2 separate regions of the Homo sapiens genome follow, and region 1 is linked to region 2. A link is a contact called in ENCODE Hi-C or POLR2A ChIA-PET data. All regions are on one chromosome and are shown on one strand. Each heading gives the region's core, a stretch centred on a gene start or an enhancer-like site at or near the end of the contact. The rest is flanking DNA. Distances are from core to core; before and after follow the strand shown. Region 1 overlaps ABLIM2 (actin binding LIM protein family member 2). Region 2 holds the start of ABLIM2 (actin binding LIM protein family member 2).

Region 1 (3,606 bases), core at 441-2,940, 38 kb after region 2:
GACCAGGACAGAGGGTGTCCCCTGGGAAATGGAGGATGGGAGCCGAGGACAAAGTGGGGGACCTCTCCAGCTCTCTGTGGCCATCCTTACCAGGCCATTCGGATATGATGGAGATGCACAGGGGGCAGCGAGACTCCCCATCCAGGCTGGTGTGGTGTCTCCAGGTCAAGGCTGTGGCCCCATCTTCAAAGGCCTGGGGAGGAGTGGGTTGCAGCTGAGGTGTGGCCAGTATATGCTTGGGGGCATATTGTCAGGTCCCCTAGCCTGCCAGGTCCCTGCACTGGGGACATGTACCACAGCAGCTGCCTGGAGAGAGAGTGGGGTCCCTGGTGGGACTAGCTCAGCCCCTCAGCTCCTCCCAGAGAGGGAGTTGAGAGCTGGCTTGAGGTCTGGGCAGGTCTGGGTCCGGTGCCCAACTGTGTGGTTTTGCCATTTGCAGCTCTGTGACCTGGGTTGTGGGTGGAGGTGCTGAGTGCAGTCCCTGGTGTTTGCCTGGACACAGGAACTGAAAGATGATGTGACATGGGTTATTCATCATCACCCCCCCATCCACTGGACAGTGCCCTGCAGTCACTCAGCGCATTTCCTGTTTCCTATTAGATTTGAGAAATATTCACTGGGCATCTGCTGTACGCTGAAGGCCTAGAGGAGGTCACCTGTTGGACCAGCGTGGCCACTCTGGCTCAAGGCAATGAGACCCTGGGGGACAAGCCCTGGGCTGGGAGCCTGCAGACCCGAGCCTTGGTGTTGGCCTGGCCACAGACTTGCTGCGTGACCTGGGCTGGGCCGCCCTGTCTGCCTCTGTGTGGGGGGTGGCAGGGGAGTCAGTGTACATGCTCTGAGCCCTGACCCTCCGGGACACCTCCCATGAGCTCCTCAGATGCTCCTCGCTCTGGAACGGCTGCACTCTTCTGGTGATGGAATAACACCCTCCAGGAATGTGGGTGCCGGGGGCGCCTGGGCCAGCGACTGGAGGCCTGGAGAGTCCTGGAAGCAGCAGGAGCTGGGCTGGCGTCTGCCCGGAGCCCACAGCCAGCCTGAGCGGGGGTGGCTGCCCAGTACCGTCTCTCCCAGCTCTGCCCCTGGAAGGAAGCCCCCACCTGACACTCACACAAACTCCTGCCAGCCCCGTGTGGTCACCGTCACATCACCGTTCTCCAAAAGCCCAGCCTTGGGTAGGATCAGTGTCCCACTTTGCAGATGGAAAACAGGCTCGGGGAAGTGACCAGGGAGCCAGCCAGTCCCCAGCTGGGCTCTGAGGCCAGCTCTGGCTCTTCCCACCTGCAGGGATGGCGTGTGGACAGGCCCCCACTTACCATGATTGGACTATCGTTTTTTGATTTTATAATGTTGCAAAAACAATATGCATTCAGTAGAAACCATACTTTGAATTTTGAATTTCGATCTTTCTCTGAGCTAGCAATCTGCGGTACAGTACTCTTACGTGAGACGGTCAACATTGTATTATAAAACAGGCTTTGCGTTAGATGTGTGTGCCCAGCTGTAGGCTGGCGTAGGTGTTCTGAGCATGTTTCCGGTAGGCTGGGCTGAGCTGTGATGGTCGCTAGGTTAGGTGAAGTCAGTGAAGTCTCAACTTAGTGATGTCACGAGCTTGCCCCGGGTTCATCAGGACGGACCTGCACTGTAAGCTGAGAAGTGCTCCTGCTGGTTTCCCATGCTCCCACGACAGAGCACACAGATGGGGGCTGGACTGGCAGATGTGCATCCTCCCACAGTTCTGGAGGCCAGAAGTCCCAGATCAAGGTGCGGGCAGGGCTGGCTCCTTCTGAGGCTGCAAGGAAGGACCCGTCCCAGGGCCCCTCTCCTGGCATCTAAGTCGCCATCTTCTCCCGCGTCTTCATGTTGGGTTCCCTCTGGTTTCCCATGCTGCCACGACAAAACACACAGACGGGGGATTGTCTGGGGTTGTCTCTGTGTCCACATTTCCCCTTTTTCTGACACCAGTCAGACTGGATGAGGACCCACCCTCCAGATCACCTTGCTTTACCATAACGACACCTTTGAAGGCCCCGTCTCCGAACACAGTCACTTGCCGAGGTCCGGGGGTTAGGACTTCAACGTGGGCATCTGGGGGTCCCGGTTCAGCCCACAGAGATGGCTCGAGCTCCCCGCTGGCACCGCTCTTGCTTCCTGCCACGTCCTCTTCTGGGAGGAAGGGGCAGCGTGGCCGCTGGGCTGTTTTTCTCTTCCTGCCTCCCAGAGGAGAGGCTCCTCTCAGGCTCTGGGGGCCGCCAGGGACCCTGCCGCCCGACGTCTGTGCCTGTCGCTCTGTGAACAGAGCCTATTTGTGGCCAAGAGTGACTTTGTCCTCATGGACCCCTGCCTCAAAATAGGGAAATCACAGGGATTTCATGCCGGAAGGAGCTGTAGGACACCTCCACCCGCAGGACTTGAGCACGCACCCCAGATCTGAGCGGAGGCGAAGGGTCTGCTCTTCCCACTGGGCTGGGAACCCCTCCCCTGACCCCTTAGGCTCACTCAGGGCTAGTGGAGTTTCAGCCTCGCAAAAGCCCCAACTTCACAAAGGGTCCAAGCAACCAAGCCCTCGAGCCAGGGCCCAAGAGGAAATTGTTTGTTTGATTGTTTGTTTGTTTTTTAAAAGACAGTGTCACTGTTATTTGCAGCACTGTGCAAAGTATCAAGAAAATGGAATCATTTTCTTTGGTGATTTTAAGATTGTTTAGTAAGAAGGAAGCCCAGTCTGGGCACGGTGGCTCACGCCTATAATCCCAGCACTTTGGGAGACCCAGGTGGGCGGATCATGAGGTCAGGCGTTCAAGACCAGCCTGACCAACATGGTGAAACCCCATCTCTACTAGAAATACAAAAATTATCCCGGTGTGGTGGCACGCACCTATAATCCCAGCTACTCAGGAGGCTAAGGGAGGCAAATCACTTGAACCCATGAAGCGGAGGTTGCACTGAGCCAAGATCATGCCACTGCACTCCAGCCTGGGCAACAGAGCGAGACTCTGTCTCAAAAAAAAAAAAAAAAAAAAAGAAGGAAGCCCGAGACCTGTGCCACAAGACTACACGCCCTCTCCAGCCTCCTTTGGGCTTCTAGATCCTTCCATACCCAGCATCCCCAACTCACCTCACCTCAGAAGTGAGATTGGGGCTCTCTTCAGCCCCACACCCCACCCTGAGACACGTTTGAGACCAGTGATCGTGCCAGGACAAAAGTGTCCTGGGACAGCCTGAGGCTTGCTGGGCCACTTGTTCCCCAGGCCCAGCACAGGTCTCTAGAGGATCCCTGGCACCATGGGACTGTAGACAAAGCCAGAGGCTTGTCCTGTTTCAGAGAGGTGCCCTGACTTGCTCAAGGTCACCCCATCAGTGGGCCCAGGTGGACAACAGACAGATCCCCTCACCTGGTGAGCTTTTGCGTCTGTAAAATAAGGACAATTTTCTTAAAGTTAGGGTGCAAAGAAGGGCGCTTAGGTCCTGAAGCCTCCAGTGCAGAGCTCAGCACAAGAGTGAATCATTGTCTGTGAATACGCTGTCGGTACAGAGGGGGCATTTGACGTGGGCCTGGAAGGACAAGTAGGGTCTTCCCAGGTGAGATGGGCACACAGTGCTCCCCGG
Region 2 (3,884 bases), core at 1,298-3,797:
AGGGTCTGTCACCCAGGCTGGAGTACAGTGGTCCGATCATGGCTCATTGCAACCTCCGCCTCCCAGGTTCAATCAATCATCCCAGCTCAGCCTCCAGAGTAGCTGGGACCACAGGCACACACCACTATACCCAGCTAATTTTTGTATTTTTTATAGAAACAGGGTTTTGCCATGTTGCTCAGGCTGGTCTCAAATTCCTGAGCACAAGCAATCCTCCCACCTTGGCCTCACAAAGTGCTGGGATTACAGGCGCGAGCCACCGCGCCCGGTCCCCTTTTAATAAACCTTTAAAGGACCTTGGTTTGACATATTTGGGGCCTCCCTGTGTCCATGAGCCCCTTGAAGACCCCCTGACACCCCACCAGGCCTGCTAAAAAATAAGAGGGGCAGCATTTTTCTAGAATGAATCTTGTGGCATGTGAAATGATTTCTTGTCTATCTTCTTCACTAGGACTAGAAAGCCCAGCACACTGAAGGTGTTTGAGAATCCTAAGGGGTATGTATGCACTGTGAGTTGAAGGATATAGAAACTGAGGCACACAGAGGGCAAGCAAGTTGCCTGAGGTCACACCTGGCCTGTAGTACCATGGACAGAGAACCAAGTCTGTTTCAATCGATTCAATTCAACCAGCAGATTCGCTGAAGTCCCAGTTCAGCAGACACGGAGCAGGAAGGAAAGAAAAGACCTGGCTCAAGCCCCACCCTGTCACTAACTTGCTGGGTGACTTGAGGCAGTATGTCTTTGGGCCTTGGTTTCTGCCCTTGTGAAAGAAGATGTTGGAACCACATGGCCCCGAGGCCCTTCCAGGTTGAGAACTGTTAAGGCTCCCCAGCCCCTTGTCCTGGGCTCTGGAACCAGTCTGGAATGGGGCACCCACATCCACCCTCTGGCTCACAGGGTCTTGGCAGAGAGGTGTGAGGGCTCCCTGCCGTCCTCACCAGGCTGTGTGGGGGAAATCATGGCACCCCTGGGAGGTTCTCAGGAGCCTTTGGAAACAGAGGGAGGAAACAGAGGCTGCGGGGGAGCCTGACCGAGAGCTCCTTAGAGGGCAAGTGGCAGCAGGGTGTACCTACGGCAGGTGGGTGCCTGGCCTACCTCTCAGGCTATGATCCAGGAGTGCCAGGTGCCAGCACTCTCCCCTCCCCTCTATCCTTCTCTCCGTTTATTCAACAGATATTTGCAGACTGCCTGCTCTGTGCCAGGCCCTATGTTAGCCACAGAGAATAATAATAGCAAAGCAAAGACATTTATTGATCTCAACTCACACTGGGTCATGGCACACATTAGTTCACTGATCCTTAGATCTGGCGCCCCCTCAATTACATGGCACAAGATCCCAGTGGACTGGCATGGGAACCCTGCGGCTGCGGGCAGAATCACCTAGCTGGGCCTCCTGGATTTCTAGGGTGTGTGGGGCTTGGCTGGTTCCCCAGGACTTCAGCTCCCCCACTGAGCCACTGTACTCCTGGCCTCCCATCCTGGCCCCTCTTGGGGGAGATGGCTGCTGCTGAGGGAGGGGGAGGAGTACCTGCTCCTGCCTCAGTGTTCCATTCAGTCTACATTTTCTGTGCCCAATCTTCTTCCACTTGTTGAAAGCATCTCCAAACAGCCCTGGCCCAAGCCAAAAGTCCTTGGCCTCTCTCTCCATGCCAGGTTCCCGCGATTCTGCATCCTAAATGCTCCTCCAGCCCAGGCCCTCCGCGCCTGGTGGGCATCCTTGTGTTTGCCGGCTCCTCCCGACCTCTCTGCAGCTCGCCTTTTGTCGCACCAGGCACACAGTGGGGACCCCTGCTCCTCCCCGTTCCCTGACTCCCTCTCCTGCACCCGCGTCCAGGCCCTGTGCTGGGCGCCTGATGTCACAGGGTAGCCGGTCACCGTGGAGGCTGGGGCCGGGGACTGCGCCGAAGTGAGCCGCGCCACCTCTCCCGGTGCACCCCCCAGCTGGGCGCCAGCCGGCGAGGAGCGACGGGAGCCTGGGGTGGGTGGCGAGGCGCGGACAGCCCAAGCCCGGAGGCAGGAAACCTGCGCACGAATCCCCACCAGTGCAAGCCTCGCCGACGGATGCGGGCTAATCCTGCCCGAGCACCGCCCCCGCCTCAGTTTCCCTCTCTGTAAACTGGTAAAGAAGAGTTGGCCCAGAAGGTCTTCAGGCGCCTTGTAGCTCGACTACTCAAGAAGAGCTGCACCAAGCTCGCTTTTCCCTGCGCCGCTCTCCTAGCGACTCCCGGATTCCGTGAGCGGCAGTCCCCACGTCGCCCCTCAGGCCGTGGCGACAGCTCTGCAGAGATCTAAGAACGATTGCGAAAGGCCTCAGCCGCCGTCGCCCGTCTGCGCCTGCGCTGGCCGCGAAGCGTGCTGGGACTTGTAGTCCGATCGCCCCGCAGCTGGGGAGCCAGGCGGAGCGGTGGCGTCGAGGTGCCTACACTTCCCAGGGTGCTCCCGGGCGGCAGCGGGGGCGCGGGGCGGGGCCGCCAGGAGGGGCGTGAGAGTGGGCGTGGCACGGGCGTGGCCTGCGCGCCGTGGGGCTGCGGCGGCGCTGCCTGGCGTGTGCGCAAGGAGCGGGCGCGGAGCCGGCGGGCGGGCGGAGGATAGCGCGGGCGCGGCACCTGCGGGCCCGAGGGTCTGGCTGTCGCAGCGCCGGGCCGCCCCGACTCCGAGCGGCTGCTGAGATGAGTGCAGGTGGGTGCTGGGGACCGAGGGACCAACGGGTCCCCGCGCTGGCTCGCGGCGCCGCAAGGGCTGGGTGGCATTCGGAGGCTGCACCTGCAACGCCGGGGAAAATCACCCAGCGGCTCCACCCAACTTTTGCTCCAGGATTTTGCAGCCCCGAGGGGCCAGAGCGCAGCCCTCTGCCCTGCGCCCGGAGCGCGTAGCTCAGTGGCGCGGGCCGGGGATCCTTTCCCAGCGCGCCGGCCGGCGTGGCTGCGCCAGGATGTCTGGAAGGCGCCCCTTCTTTGCTTCTCACGGGGGTCCGGGTTGTTCCAGGCTGCAGAAAGCGGTCAGGGTCCGCGCGGGGGCCTGGGGTCCGGGCGAAGGGCCGGGGCCCCAGCAGACCTAGGCACGCAGAGGTGAGATGATAGGCGGGGCTTTGCAGCTGGGGGCGCCGCCCTTGCGCCGCTCTGGCAGCGCCTGGGTTGGGGGCGTCAGGCCGACCCTCGGCGCCCAGGACTCTCCGCAGCAGATCTGGGGACCCGGAGCCCGCATGTGTCAGACCCGGCCCCGACCCGATCTCTGCGCGTCTCCAGCCCCTCGCCCCTGCGCGTCGCACCCCTGCCTTTCCCGCCGCACCCACCCTCCGGGATCTGACAGCCTCTGTGCGGGGCTGGAAAAATCCCACAGCGCTGGAGCCCAGCCGCGCCTTGTGCTGTTGGGGAAACTGAGACCTAGAACTGGAGCCCTTGGCGGTGAGCCCTGGAGGCGGCCTGAGGATGCCCGGATCTGAGAGCCTCCTGGGGCCCGCACCGGGCTGAGGGCTTGTCGTTGCATTCCCGGCAGGGAAGGGCTGTCACCCCATTTTTCAGGGTGTGACCCGAGGCGCACCAGGCTTGAGTCACTTGCTTGGCTCAGGAAGGGGGGGCGGGGATTCGAACCCCGGGCTCACTGACTCTTGTGCTCTTTCCTCTAAGCCTGTCGCGCCAGGGACTGCAGTATGGCCCTTGGCCATGGTGCAGAAACCAATGGGGACAGCCGCTTCCCCTGAGGGAGATCGGACTGGGGAGAGAATGTGAATTTAGTAAGAGCTTCCTGTGGGCTGTAGGCCTAGAAGGGGGCGGGGGCTAAGGGCCAGGGACTCCCCTCCCTGGGGAGATTGTCTCCCTCCCCCTCCAATCCAAGGAAGGAGGGACGGCGTTGCCGGGAGCCTTTGGGAGTAGCTGAGAGCAAT

What was found. Hi-C counts contacts between places; a loop is a spot of excess contacts on that map. ChIA-PET counts read pairs that join two places held with the same protein, here RNA polymerase II (POLR2A). Pooled maps may share reads with other maps.
Region 1: a loop to region 2 is called in a map of psoas muscle, with 2.2 times the contacts of the local background. The contact joins the enhancer-like site here to the promoter of ABLIM2 in region 2. A Hi-C loop is called at or near these places in 7 of 168 maps with a recorded cell type or tissue (OCI-LY7, cardiac septum, endothelial cell of hepatic sinusoid and 3 more) and 6 of 50 pooled maps. POLR2A ChIA-PET finds 5 or more read pairs at or near these places in 5 of 52 experiments (H1, OCI-LY7, SK-N-SH and 2 more).

What each region holds. Positions count from the first base shown.
Region 1 is chr4:8,118,740-8,122,345 of GRCh38, reverse strand. All of the region lies in intron 1 of ABLIM2 (actin binding LIM protein family member 2), which reads left to right. Among named protein-coding and RNA genes, the nearest start is that of ABLIM2, 38 kb to the left of the region's middle. Within about 2 kb of position 1,690, at least 2 of the 41 ENCODE cell types and tissues checked have a DNase peak (open chromatin) inside an H3K27ac peak, as active enhancers do; they include gastrocnemius medialis, where a contact is called at or near this core.
Region 2 is chr4:8,157,476-8,161,359 of GRCh38, reverse strand. It overlaps ABLIM2 (actin binding LIM protein family member 2), which reads left to right and starts at 2,547. Exons shown (of 21, transcript NM_001130083.2): 1 at 2,547-2,680. The coding sequence starts at 2,671. RefSeq lists silencers at 1,941-2,000, 2,341-2,830.